Regions from separate parts of the Homo sapiens genome. Here all the other regions are linked to region 1. A link is a contact called in ENCODE Hi-C or POLR2A ChIA-PET data. All regions are on one chromosome and are shown on one strand. The core of a region is the stretch at or near the end of the contact, and the rest is flanking DNA. Distances in the headings are between cores, read along the strand shown.

Region 1 (4,643 bases), core at 1,118-3,617:
CAGTGTGGCGCAGTGGACCGCGGTGTGGCACGGTGGACAAGAAGCATGGGCTGCGGTGTGCTGTGGTGGACGAGAGCCACGGGCCGTGGTGTGGCGCGGTGGAGGAGAGGCGCGGGCCGCAGTGTGCTGTGGTGGATGAGAGGTGCGGGCTGCAGCATGCAGTGGATGAGAGTAAAGGGGAGACTTCCGTCCTTGAGGGAAACACGCGACAAACAATTTTAAAAACTGATCATCTGGCTTACATGGTCCAACAAATTCAGTTTGCAAAGTTTGACTTCTAAGTTATTGTAGTAACTTTTCCCCTAAGTCATTAATTTAGTAGCTTATGTTTATTTCTTTTGTCTAAAGCGAGTCATAAATTCTAACATGAACGACTAAACATGTAATAATTTAGGCATACAGCACCTGAAGGGAAAACTGCCAGTATGCTAAAATATTGGATACAGATGCTTAAAAAATATAATGTAGCACTCTTAAAATGCATGTGCTTTTAGCATGAAACTTGGTGAGTAGTTTTGAGCTATATTTGTAGGAATGTGTATCTTGAATACTTTAGGGCCCCACTGCAGATGTGTGCGTGAGATGTATAAATACTGAATGTTCTTCTCCCTTCCCTTAAATGAAAAACATTAGCTCCCTTTTTTTTTTTTTTTTTTTTTTCCTGAAGTGGGGTCTCGCTGTTGTCACCCAGGCTGGAGTGGAGTACAGTGGCGCAATCTCGGCTCACTGCAACTTCCACCTCCCAGGCTGAAGTGATTCTCCTCCCTCAGCCTCCCTAGTAGCTGGGATTACAGGCACCCACCATCATGCCTGGCTAATTTTTGTGTTTTTATTAGAGATGGGGTTTTGCCATATTGGCCAGGCTGGTCTCAAACTCCTGACCTCAGGTGATCTGCCCACCCCGACCTTCCAAAGTGCTGGGATTCCAGGCGTGAGCCACTGCCCGGCCAGCTCCTTTCTATAATGATGTATACAGTTGTTTTTGCTTTTTGTTTTTTGAGATGGGGTCTCACTCTGTCGCCCAGGCTGGAGTGCAGCAACGCAAATCTTGGCTGACTGCAGCCTTCACCTCCTGGGTGATCACCTCTCAGGTGATCCTCCCACCTCAGCACCCTGAGTAGCTGGGACTAGATACATATCACCACGCCCAGCTAATTTTTTATTTTTATTTTTATTTTTTATTTTTAGTAGAGACAGGGTTTTGCCATGTTTCCCAGGCTGGTCTTGAGCTCCTGGGCTCAAGCAATCTGCCTGCCTCAGCCTCCCAAACTGCTGGGATTACAGGTGTGAGCACCACATCTGGCCCATTTTTTTCCCTTCCAGGATTAGAAGTCAACTTTAAAAAACGCTTCAACCTTGCAAATTTAATTTTCCATAATAATATGCCTCTAGGATAAAAACAAGACAGAAACAAAGAAGTATAGGTGGACTGCAGTTAAAAATTGTCAACACGACATTGCTTAGGAAGGTTGACATTTACAAAGAGCAGGAGGCCCGTTCATGCCTTTGTAAGAAGGCACTGGGAACGGCCGTCTGTGGGCGACCCTAACGTGTGCGGTGTCCTGAGAGGTGATTGTGGTGCTCACGCTTTTACCGAGGGCCTCCCGGGAGTACCAGAGGCTCTTCTCCCGCAGTCGGCCAGCCAGGCAGCAGCAGCTGGAGAAGGAACAGACAGTAAAGGACAGATATACACGGTGTTATCGTGTCACACAGGTTAAAGCCAGGCTCACTTTGTTCTTACAGTTTTGAAAAACTAATAATGAAGTCCTTAAATATGTATTGCATTTCAGGATTTTTAAGCGGTTGTGGGTGTGTCTGTGTCTCTCTCTAGCTCCTGTTCGGTGCTCCCTGTGAAGAGAGCTCGGAGCCGCCACCCTTCATTGTTGAGGTGACAGGGCCTGGAGAGGTGTGAACCCCGTGGAGGGGTGACTGACTTGTGGGGGGAGGCTGGGTCAGTGTCGGGATCCACCTCCCACCACGTTCCTCTAGGGAAGCCACAGTTCTAAGTCTTTATGGGTAAAATGAACCTGGAAGACGTGTTATTTTTTAAGAAGTAAATGCTATGTTCTTTTTTCCTCATACTTCTCCGTGTTTAAGCAGCATTGAAGGATAAGGCACTAGTAGCACCTTGGTTTGGAAACAATCTTGTTGGTTATTTTACGTTGAATCTGATATTAAGGTTGCCTGGTAACAGAAGTTTTCCTTTAACGACATGGAACTCTGTTGAATCTGTTGCCCCATTGGCTGAGCCGCCTGAAATCAGTGCTGTGGCAGCTGAAGAGGCCGCTTCCCCTTGGAGGAAGCCGCTGGATTGGCAGGACACACCGCCCTTGATTGAGGCGAGTTTGCAGGAACTCCACGCTGGCACCTGCTGCTCTCTCCTGCCCCCTGCTGGCTGGCCAAGCAGCATCGCGACAGTGTGTTCAGCGTGAATGTTCACTGGGGCAGGCCAAGGCTTTTGTTCCAGAAACACCGACTTCAGAAACGGCTGTGTGTATTGAGCATGGCAAGAAAGACTTACGTGTGTCTTAAACCTCTTGAACAAAGCACGTCGATGTTTCAACTGCATCTCGAAGGCTAATAGACTTTGCTGTGGTCAATATTCAGGAGAAAATAGGTTTTAATGAGATAAAGACATGAGTGGCAAGTGACATGTTTGTGCCCCCGTATGACTAAGTGATGTCCTGGCTGTCCCACACCACCAGCTCTGAGCAGCCAGCATGCAGATATTGGGTCAATTTAGATATCCCTGATCTTTACGGAGGTTTGATCAGGCAGCTCAAGAGCAGATAAACACAAATGCTGACTGGAAACCCCGGCACACGGAGGCGCTGGAAACAGCAGGCTGCTGTTAACGTCACAGTGAGATGCAGTCAGCTGCTCTCTCAGGGGTGTCAGCTTCTTTTGCTTCTAGATTTCCGTCTGTGCTGCAATAGAGTTTTGTTCAGCTTATCCCCATTGCTCTGCTGTCTTCGCTGTTAAAATCTCAGCCAGCACTTGGCTCTGACCCTGCAGTAATTTCACTGTGCGGCTGCCCAGGCCTGCCTGGCACGGCTGTAAAGCAGGCGAGAGCTTTCCGGAAGGTGGTCACGAGAACCCCAGGCGGGAAAGAGCGTTGCTGGTCCACATACGGCAGTGCACCTGCAGCTGAGCATGTACGTGCACGTTCAGGCTAAATATAGGTGCAGGAGAGAAGAAAACTGCCTATGATTAGTCACTTAAAATGCCGAATACCCAGCCCCTGAGACCCTAGGACACAGAGCAGGGGTCTTGGAGACGGCAAGGTGTGTTGAAGTCTGGTTTTATCATTTAGTTTCTCCAAGCAGCATTTTCCTCATCTCTAAACTGGGGCTAACAACTGCCCCACATAGATTTGTGAATGGAACCAATGAGTGTAAAGTGGGGTAGCCCCCAGGACCTAGAAGGGACTCAGTCAGTTTCAGTGGTCATGCGTGTTGTACGGGTCCCCCAGGAAGGCGATTGCTACAGATAACTCCCTCCGTTCGATGTCACTGAATGTTAAAGTGGGACCTTGGCTTCTGATGTGTCTGGTTTGCTGCAGGCCGCGCTGCACCCCGTGGTTCCTGAGCCCTGGGCTGAAGTAGCCCTGCTGCATTGCCTGTGCCACTTTTGCTGTGAAAGGAGAACTCCTGCCCTGGGAAGCTTCCTCTTGCTGCTTAGCCTGATGAGCACCACAGGCTGCAGCGAGACCCATCTGAAGCGTGGGTTGGGAGGAGACTGCGGCGGCCCTGTCCTCTCCAAGCTGCTCTCCATGCCGAAGCGTGGGCTGGGAGGAGACTGCGGCGCCCCGTCCTCTCCAAGCTGCTCTCCAGGATGGGAGCGACTTTGTGGGGTTTGTCGGCCCTTCTCTGAGGTGTCCTGTGTCTCATGGATCTGCTTATGAGCCCCCTTAGATGCCTCTCTCTCGTCTGGACGAGCACCCTCCAAAACACTGCCTACCACCCGGATCTCCTGGCGCAGAGTGAGGTCACACCTGCAGCCCTTACCGCACAGAGTCCCTGAGATATTCGGCAAGAATGGGAATGGGCTGTGTGTGAGTTTCCGCTGCGGAAGCCGGCTCTGCTCCGTAGTCTGTCTTTGGGGTGTGGGATGTTCCGACCTGCTGTGTCCATCTGGAGCTGCCTCGGGGTGGGAGGGGGAGCAGCGCGGATGGATCCAGGGAAGGACCTGGTTGAATCCCAGCTGCTCACATACTTGTTGCTGGTCTTGGACAAGCTCCTTAGTGTCTCTGAGCTTCAGTTTGTCTGTAGGAGGAGGATGCTGCAGAAGTCTGAAGATATCGGTGCGTGCGGGAATACCTGGCGCGGTTAGGACGGGTTTTCCTTCAGTCTCCTCTATGCCCCTCCCCGGGTGAATCAGTATCCACGCGTGCCACCAGGGAATTACAGTCAGTCTAAAAAACCAATCGACCCCTAGTTGTATGGTCAAGCATCGTGAGTGTCCTTGCCAGGAAATGCCACTAGATATCTTGGGCCTGCTCGTCTGTCCACAGCAGTCCCTGGAACAGGCCGGTTCAGGACATGGGAGGTGGGAGTCAGTGTTCTAGCGAGGACAGGCTGAAGTTAAAAGGCTCATTTACTCTGTGAAGGGGTGCCCAGGATGAGACATCCAAGAGGTGCCAG
Region 2 (4,511 bases), core at 948-3,447, 340 kb before region 1:
GGCGTTGATTCCAGCCCTCACGGAGGACATTGAGGGGTTCATGACCAGTGGAGAAAGTCACTGCAGAGGTAGTAGAAATAGGAAGAGAACTGGAATCAGAAGTACAGCCTGAAAATATGACTGAATTGCTGCAATCTCATGTACAACTTGAATGTGTAAAACTTGCTTCTTATGGATGAGCAAAGAAAATGGTTTCTTGAGTTAGAATGTATTCCTGGTGAAGACGCTGTGAATATTGTTGAAATGACAACAAAGGATTTAGAATATTCCATAAACCTAGCTGATAAAGCAGCAGCAGGGTTTGAGAGGATTGACTAATTTTGAAAGAAGTCCCACTGTTGACAAAATGATATCAAACAGCATCACACGCTGCAGAGAAATCTTTGGTGAAAGCAAGAGTCCGTCCACGTGATATACTTCGCTGTTGTCTTAAGAAATTGCCGCAGCCACCCAAGTTTTCAGCAGCCACCATCCTGAACAGTCAGCCCTCATCATCAAGGCAGGACCAGCAAAAAAGATTATTATTTGCTGAAGGCTCAGATGATCGTTAACATTTTCCAACAATAGATTCTTTTTATTTATTTTTTTCCAGACATAATCTCACTCCGTCACTTAGGCTGGAGTGCAGTGGCATGATCACAGCTCATTGCAGCCTCTGCCTCCAGGGTTCAAGTGATTCTTGTGCCTCAGCCTCCCAAGTAGCTGGGACTACAGGCATGTGCCACCATGCCCAGCTAATTTTTGTATTTTTATTAGAGACAGGGTTTTGCCATGTTAGCCAGGCTGGTCTTGAACTCCTGACCCCAGGTGTTCCACTTGCCTCGGCCTCCCAAAGTGCTGGGATTGCAGGCCTGAGCCAGCATGCCCAGCCAGCAATAGAGTATGTTTAAATGAAGGTATTGTAGTTTTTTTTTTAAGGACATACTGCTATCTCACATTAAATATACAACAGTTTAGTGTACTCATAATTTTTATATTCACTGGGAAAACAGAACTTTGTGTGACTTGCTTTATTGCAATATTTGCTTGATTGCAGCACTCTGGAACTGAACCCATGATATCTCTGAGGTATGCCTGTACTGTTAATAATTCTTGAAATTAGGTAGTGATAGCCTTCCAACTCTGTTTTTCATAGTTACTTTTTAAATTCCAGTTCCTGTGTATTTCCATGCAAATTAGAATGAGGTTGTTAATATCTACAAAGTGCTGAGATTTTTGTTGGGGGGTTCACTGAATCTATAGATCAGTTGGAGAACATTGACATCTGAACAATATCCATGAACAAGATGTATCTCTTACTTGTTTAGATCTTTAATTTCTCTCAGAAGTATTTTTTGGTTTTCAGTGTACTGGTCTTTTACATCTTTTATCCAGTTTATAAGTATTTTATATTTTTTGGTGCTATTGTAAGTGATTTTTAAAATTTGTATTTGCAGTTGTTTGTTACTAGTATATCAAAGCATTCATTTTTATGTATTGAGTCCAAACCCAGAAATTTTGTTATGCTCACTTATTAGTTTTAGACACTTTTTTGTAGATTACATTGGATTTTCTACATAGATGATTGGATTATTTTAGAATGAAGACTGTTTTACTTTCTCTCCAATCTTGATGCCTTTTATTTCTTTATCCTGCCCCGTTGTACTAGATAGGCCCTCCAGTACAAAGGTGAACAGAAGTGGAAAGAATGAACAAACGTTTGGGTTGTCTCTGGTCTTACAAGAGGCACTCAGTATTTCACCATGAAGTATAACGTTAGTGGTGGTTTTAGGTCTGTGCCCTTTATATGTTGATGAGGCACTCTTCTTTTCCTGGTTTGCTGAGAGATTTTTATGAGGAATGAATATTGTAATTTGTCATCTATGGAGATGGGCATATATTTGTTGTTTTTTAGTGTGTTCGGATGAATTGTATTAATTGTTTTTCAAATGTGATACCAACATTTGTGGTCTAAACCTCTGTAGATCATGATACAGTATACTTTGGATATACTACTGGATTCCATTTACCAAAACTTTGCTTAGAATTTTTACACCTGGGATCTTGGTTTCTAGTTTTCATTTCAGTGTTTTTCTTTCTATTTAAGTTTTTGGAAGAGGTTACGTATTATTTCACCCTCATATGAGGAAGTGAAACAAGTCATGTGGGCAGGAGTTTTCCTTTTTTCTTCTTTCCTTTCTTACTTACTAAACTTACTTAGTTTAGTTGCTCACAGAGTCTTGCTCTGCCACCCAGGCTTGAGTGCAGTAGCATCATCATGGCTCACTCAGTCCCAACCTCCCGGTCTCAGGCGATTCTCCCGCCTTAGCCTCCCAAGTAGCTGGGACTACAGTAGCACACCACCACGCCTGGCTTATTTTTGTATTTTCTGTAGAGATGGAGTTTCACCATGTTACCCAGGCTGGTCTCCAAACTCCTGAGCTCAAGCGATCCGCTCACCTCAGCCTCTCTAGATGCTGAGATTACAAGCATGAGCCACTGCGTCCCACCTGGGCAGGAGTTTTATTTGTGGGAAAGCTTTCAACTACAGTTTATTTTTTCATAGTGCTACTCATTTATTTCTTCTTGAGGGAGCTTTGGTTTATATAGTTACAAAGATTTGGTCTATTTCATCTGAGTTGTGGGATTTACAGCACAGAGTTGTTCATAATACTCTGTTATCACCTGTGAAATCTGTAGTCATGTTACATCACTCATCTCTGTTATTGGTAATTTGTGTCTTCTTTATAATCCCAATCAGTCTGGGTAGAGGTTTGTTAGTTTTATTGACCTTATCAAAAGGTGTTTTCTGTTGGGCATGGTGGTTCACACCTGTAATCCCAGCACTTTGAGAGGCCGAGGCGGGCAGATCACGTGAGGTCAAGAGTTCAAGACCAGCCTGGTCAACATAGTGAAACGCCATCTCTACTAAAAATACAAAAATTAGCCGCCTGTGGTGGCGGGCGCCTGTGGTCCCAGCTCCTCGGGAGGCTGAGGCAGGAGAACTGCTTGAACCCAGGAAACGTAGGTTGCAGTGAGCCAGGATCGCACCATTGCACTCCAGCATGGGGGACAGAGCGAAACTCCATCTCAAAAAAAAAAAAAAAAAAAAAGTTAGTGTTTTCATTTTATCGATTTTTCTCATTTGTTTTACTCTTTCCTATTTCATTCTTTCTTCTGATGTTTGTAATATACTCTCTTACGATTTCTTTGGGTTTAATTTACCCTTTCTTCTGTGTCCTAAGGTGGAAGCAGAGCTCATTAATATGAGGCCTTTCTTATTTTCTGATATAGTCATTTAGTTTTACTATTTTCCCCATAAGTAGTGCTTAAGCAGAATCTCTCAAATTTAGATGCATTGTTTTCATTTTCAGTTACTTCCAAATACTGTATTTCTTTTTTGATTTTTTTTCTTTGACTCATAGATAATTTAGAGATATTTGATTTAGTTTACAAATATTTGGGGGTTTTCCAGGGATCTTTCTTTTATTAATTTCTAGTTTAATTTCATTGTGGTCAAAGAACATACTTTGTATGACTTGAATTTCTTTAAATATATTAAGTCTTATTTTATGGCTTCAAATATGGGCTGTCTTGTTAAATATTCCATTTGTCCTTGAGAAGAATATGTGTTTTGCTGTTGCTATGGGGAATATTTTGTCAGTGTTAATGAGGTCAAGTTGAGTGGTAGTGTTCAAGATTAATGTACTCTTTCTGATTTCTGTCTACTTGTTCTGTCAACTATTGAAAGAAAGGTTCTGTTAATTTTTGCATTTGTCTGTTTATCCTTTTAGTTTTATCAGTTTTTGCTTCACGTATTTTGAAGACTTTTTTGTGGCCTCTTGATTCATTGACCCCTCTCTTTATCTTTAGTAATAGTCTTTGCTCTCAATTTACTTTGTCTCACATTAATGTAATCACTCCAGGTTTCTTTTGACTAGCCTTAATATGGTATATCTTATATCCTTTTTACTTTAAGCTATTTGTGTATTTAATAAAGTGCATTTGTTGTAGATAACATAACATTTGGGTTTTGCTTTTTTGTCTTCTATTTAGAACGTTAACATTTAGTGTGGTAATTGCTTTGGTTAGGTTTAGGTCTCTCATCTTGCTATTTGTTTTAGAATAGTTTTAGACTTAGAAAAATTGAGATGATTGAACACACAGAATTCCCATATACCTGGCACCCAGTTTTTCCTATTACCGACATCTTGCATTAATATGGTACATTTGTCCCAATCACTGAACCAGTAGTGATACATCGTAACCTAACGTCCTTTTTCTGTTGCGGGATCTCAGCTGAGAACCACATTATATTTCATTGTTACGTCTCCTTAGGCTCCTCTTGGCTGTAACAGTTTCCCAGGCTTTCCTTGTTTGTGGTAGTTTTGATATAATAGTTCTGAAGAGTACTAGTCAAGTATTTTGTAACAACATTCTCTTCTATTAGAATTTGATGTTTTCCTCATTATGATACTATAGTGGTAATGGGTTTGAGAAGGTAAAACACCACTTTTATCACATATATCAAG
Region 3 (4,483 bases), core at 1,319-3,818, 380 kb after region 1:
TGTACATTTATTTAAACACCTCACAAATGGTAATTGCAAAAATAAATTGTCCAATTTAGAGACTGTAAAAGGAAGAGTTGGTTTTCATATGAGCAATCTCTATGGGGGAAAAGCACCATGTGAAATACAGAAATCCTTTAAGTAACAGAGTCAAGCAAGACAAATATTTTGATTCTGTCATAATCACATCCCATATCCTCTGATCTCTGATTCTCTAGCCTGGTCATCTTATAAAGATGAGTCAACCAAAAATAACAACTATAATGTAACCTGTGCCAGTTAGTCAAAGACAAGGCAAATTAAATGCCTCTACAGACATTCATATTTTTTCTCCTGCTTGTAAAAAGACATTCAGAAAAACTACAAAGATGACCCTGCCTACCAGAAAGCACTCTAACTTTTCAACTTTCAAAGTACAACCAACACTATCTCCCTGATAACATCCAACCATTAATTAAAATCAACCTCAAAAATCTGAAAACGTTGTGCACACCATAATTACTAAGCTAAAATTACTATATTTCTCAGTTTACAGGAAAACAAGTAAACATTTACTTTCTGCTTTTGGACAAACAGATTAAATTATTTTTAAGAATGTTCTTGCCTCCATATGACTCAGCTTACTGTGGGATGCAGAACACCTAAGTGAGGAGGACCAAGGGCTCTAGACCTCCCTAAAAACCCAACCTGCACCACTCCCTCCTACCAGCAGGGTCCTGAATGGGCCACCTGGGTATCTCCTCCAGGCTCACATTCTTGACACCAGATACCATGTACACACTGTATATGACCCAGGGTACTAGATACCCTGAATATGACAGTGGGTACTGTGTACACAGTACATATGACACTCGGTACTAGGTACACACTGCATCTGACACTGAGTACAGCTTATGTGACAAGGATAGTGCATGCATGGTGCATATGACATTGGGTACCATATATGCATGGCATATGACATTGGGTACTACCTACACACCATATATAACACTATGTAATGTATACATACTGTACATGCCACCAGATATATATACAAAACATAGATAACACCAGGTAGTGTATATACACTGTATATGACACCAGATACTATATACCTAACGTATATGACATTGAATACTGCATACACACCGCATATGGCAGCACGGTACCGTGCACATACTGCACAAAATACCGGGAACCGCGTAAGGGCTGTATATGACACTGGGTGCTGCATACACAGTGTGAAAGGATACTATGTACACACCATATATGACCCCAAGTACTGTGTGCACACAGTATATGACACCTGGTACTATACACACCGCATATATGACACCAGGTACTACATACACACTGTATGTGACAACAGGTAAGGTAAATATATTCAATACTATCCAGATACTACATACACTCGTATATAACATGGAGTACCACACGCACAGCTCATATGGCAGCAGGGTACCAGGCACCTACTGCACACAATACCGGGGGCTGAGTGCACAGCCTAAGCGAGGAAGATACATGTACACACCGTGTATGATAGCCGGTACGACACCGGGTACTTCGAGCACACTGCATATGACACAGAGTACACACCATATATAATCCCCGGTACTGCGTACCCACCGCATAGGACACCGCACTGCACAACGAGCACTGGTACACACGAATAAAACAGGTACGGCGGTCACTCTGCAAAAGACACCGGGCACGGCGCACACATCGCCAGCTCCTCCTCCTCCCGGCTCGGGAGAAAAGCGCGAGGAGAGACTGCAAGTGAAAGTCCGGGTCCCGGCGCCCCCCCTCGTCCCAGCCGCGTCCTCAGCAGCTTCTCCCCGGAGCTCTGGGTGGGAGGAGGGCGGCGGACCCCACAGGACTGTCCCGGAGGTCCGCGAGGACCTGTTGAGGCGGCGGCCTCGCTGCCGGGGTCGCTCACAGCCCCGGGGGACCGACGAATCTCCGCCCCGGGCCTCGGGGCCAGCCCTGCCCGCCGCTCCCGGGCTAGCACACGACGTGCCGCGCCGACAAACGCTTCCTCTCCGCCCGCCACACGCCCGGAGCCGCGTTCCCCGCCGGCCCGGACTGCGCACGGGCCCAGGAGGCCTGACCGAAAGCGGGGCACAGGGCCCGGCGGGCGGTGCTCACGCGACTCCGCGGCTTCCCGGCCCGAGCAGGCCCCGCGCGGTCCTCCGGGGCCTCATCCCGGGGCCTCTTCCGCGGCCGCCCAAGGCGAGTGGGCGCGGGCCGGCAGCCTCCGCAGGCCCCGCCGCCGCCCTCGCAGGCCCCGCCGGCCCGGCCCGCCCCGCCATCCACAAAGCTCCCCGGCAGCTCGGAGCTCTTCGCGAGCGGGCGAGCGACCGTCAGCACCCACTGGTGCCGCCGCCGCCCCAGAGGCCGCGGCCAGGCAGGCTCCACCGCGCGGGCCGCGCCATCTCCACGGACGCCCCCGCCCGCCCCGCCGCCCCGCCGCCGAGCTTTCCCCACCATTATGCTCCGGCTCCTCCACCGCCGCCGCCGCCGCGCCCGGCCCTCCCCTCCGGTGCCGCCTCCTTCCCGCCGCCCGGCGCCTCTCGGGCCTGAGCCGGCGACGGGCGCGGGGGGCGGGGGGGACGCTCAGGCCGCCTCCTCCTCCTCCCTGCCGGCCTCCTCCCTCCTCCCCGGCTCCCCCCCGCCCGGACCCCGCCGCCGGCTCCGCGCGAAGGGCTCCGGGCTCGAGGGGCGCCATGTTTGTAATACTCCACCTCAGAGAACGCCGCGGTCGCGCCTGAGCGAGGGAGGCTAGGCGGCCGGGTCGCCGCGTGCGGGGTGAGGGCCGGGAGGGCACCGCCGCCCGCACTTACTCGCGTCTTCCCCTGGCGCCGCGGGCCTGCGGGGCCGGAGCGGGCGGCGGGAAGTTGGGCGCCGCCGCCCGGGAAAGTTGGGTCCCCGCGAAGCCGCGGCAGCCGCTCACATGGCGATGCGCGCGGGGCGGCCGCTCGGCCCCACCGGCCCCTCGGCCCGCCCGCCCTCGGAGTTTATTGTGTCGGGTCGAGGCGCCCCGCGGCCGGGCCGCGCACTGGGGGCTCTAGCGGCTGGCGCCGGACTTGCGCGCGGCCGGCCCGGCTCGCGGCCGCCTCCCGCCCGGGGCCGGAGCCGTGCACGCGGCTCCTACCTTCCCCACGTCCTGTCTTCGGCGCCTCTATCCGAAATTTGTTGGAGCATATTCCTCTGTCTCCACACATGCACTCCGTATCCACACACACGTGAAGGCTACGTACGTGCAGGCGCGCTGGAGCCGGGAGCGGGCGCCGAGGCCGGGGCGCGAGGGGGCATTGTCAGGCGCCGCCGCAGCTCAGCCCCGGGTGGACCCGGTGCCTGCCCCTGGCTCGCGGGGTCCGGAACAGCGAAGTCTGAGAAGTACGAGTGCTTCTCTTAACAACATTGTTTAGGTAGTCTGAACAGCCCTTTACTCCTGTCATCAAAAAGAGCGGTAGGGATACGCTAAGTTCCCCGTTTCATCTCTGCGCAAACAGGACCGCGAAAAGAACAGGACCACCCATCAGCAGCCCTGCAAGAACACTGCAGATTTGCGCGAGAAGTAGGTTATCTTCTATGGAGAGGAATTCTAGACCTAATCAGAGACGATCCCTTAAGACTCTGGTTTAAGAAAGGTTCGGAGATAAGCATACTTTGATAGCGTTCACCTGTTTTCCCTGAGGACCTTTCGCCACTGGGAGTCGGGGAACACCTGTCAGTCAGAGTCCTCTGCTCTGAAATTCGGTGAGTACAGGACAGCAAGGTGTTTTCAGGGAGACCGCATTCTCATAACTTTTACTACAGTATAGTGTTATAATTGTTCTGGTTTATTATTAGTGTTGTTAATCTCTCATTGTGCCTGACTTCTAAATTAAACTTTATTATAGGCAGGTGTGTATAGGAGAAAACGTAGTGTAAGTAAGGTTCAGCACTACCCCGGGTTTCAGGTATCTATTGGCCGTCTTGGCACGTGTCCCCACCTGAAAAGTCATTAGGAAGAGACGGTTGTAGGAATTTGGGGATTCTGATAAAATATATCAATCTGCTTCTACAGCTGGTTTCTAAGACTGTTAGAATTTAGAAATGGGTGGTACTTGAATAGGTCTGTGATATACACTAGTCAAATAAACACAATCTTTCATGCTATTCACAGCCCTCAATCTGATACATCCCAGAGAGTTTTTGATTATCTCAAAGAACATCACAGAATAATTGTAATTCATTTTAAGAGTAAATATATATCGCTAAAAATTTAGTAGAGGGGTTAAAACGTGTCAGAAGAAAAGCAAGCCATGCCTGGTTTGAATGTTGGGCCAGGAATTCCAACAATGAAGAGCTTTCAGTGAGTCACCTTTTTAAACAGTCTGTTACTTCATCTGTAAAATAGAGGACTGCATGGTTCTGTGTATTTTAGAGAAGGCACTCGAGTAAGACAACATCGTATCAATAAAAGGAAGCTTACCTTTTAGGAAAGAAGTGGCAGCATAAC

What was found. Hi-C counts contacts between places; a loop is a spot of excess contacts on that map. ChIA-PET counts read pairs that join two places held with the same protein, here RNA polymerase II (POLR2A). Pooled maps may share reads with other maps.
Region 2: a loop to region 1 is called in a pooled map, with 6 times the contacts of the local background. The contact joins two enhancer-like sites. A Hi-C loop is called at or near these places in 2 of 37 single-sample maps with no recorded cell type and 4 of 50 pooled maps. POLR2A ChIA-PET finds 5 or more read pairs at or near these places in 1 of 52 experiments (WTC11).
Region 3: a loop to region 1 is called in a pooled map, with 5 times the contacts of the local background. The contact joins the promoter of ZMYND11 here to the enhancer-like site in region 1. A Hi-C loop is called at or near these places in 1 of 37 single-sample maps with no recorded cell type and 7 of 50 pooled maps. POLR2A ChIA-PET finds 5 or more read pairs at or near these places in 1 of 52 experiments (GM10248).

What each region holds. Positions count from the first base shown.
Region 1 is chr10:508,940-513,582 of GRCh38, reverse strand. All of the region lies in intron 1 of DIP2C (disco interacting protein 2 homolog C), which reads left to right. Among named protein-coding and RNA genes, the nearest start is that of DIP2C-AS2, 120 kb to the left of the region's middle. Within about 2 kb of position 2,367, at least 13 of the 41 ENCODE cell types and tissues checked have a DNase peak (open chromatin) inside an H3K27ac peak, as active enhancers do.
Region 2 is chr10:849,762-854,272 of GRCh38, reverse strand. All of the region lies in intron 5 of LARP4B (La ribonucleoprotein 4B), which reads left to right. Among named protein-coding and RNA genes, the nearest start is that of LARP4B, 80 kb to the left of the region's middle. Within about 2 kb of position 2,197, at least 3 of the 41 ENCODE cell types and tissues checked have a DNase peak (open chromatin) inside an H3K27ac peak, as active enhancers do.
Region 3 is chr10:133,540-138,022 of GRCh38, reverse strand. It overlaps ZMYND11 (zinc finger MYND-type containing 11), which reads right to left and starts at 2,568. Exons shown (of 15, transcript NM_001370100.5): 1 at 2,464-2,568. RefSeq lists silencers at 3,141-3,319, 1,767-3,326.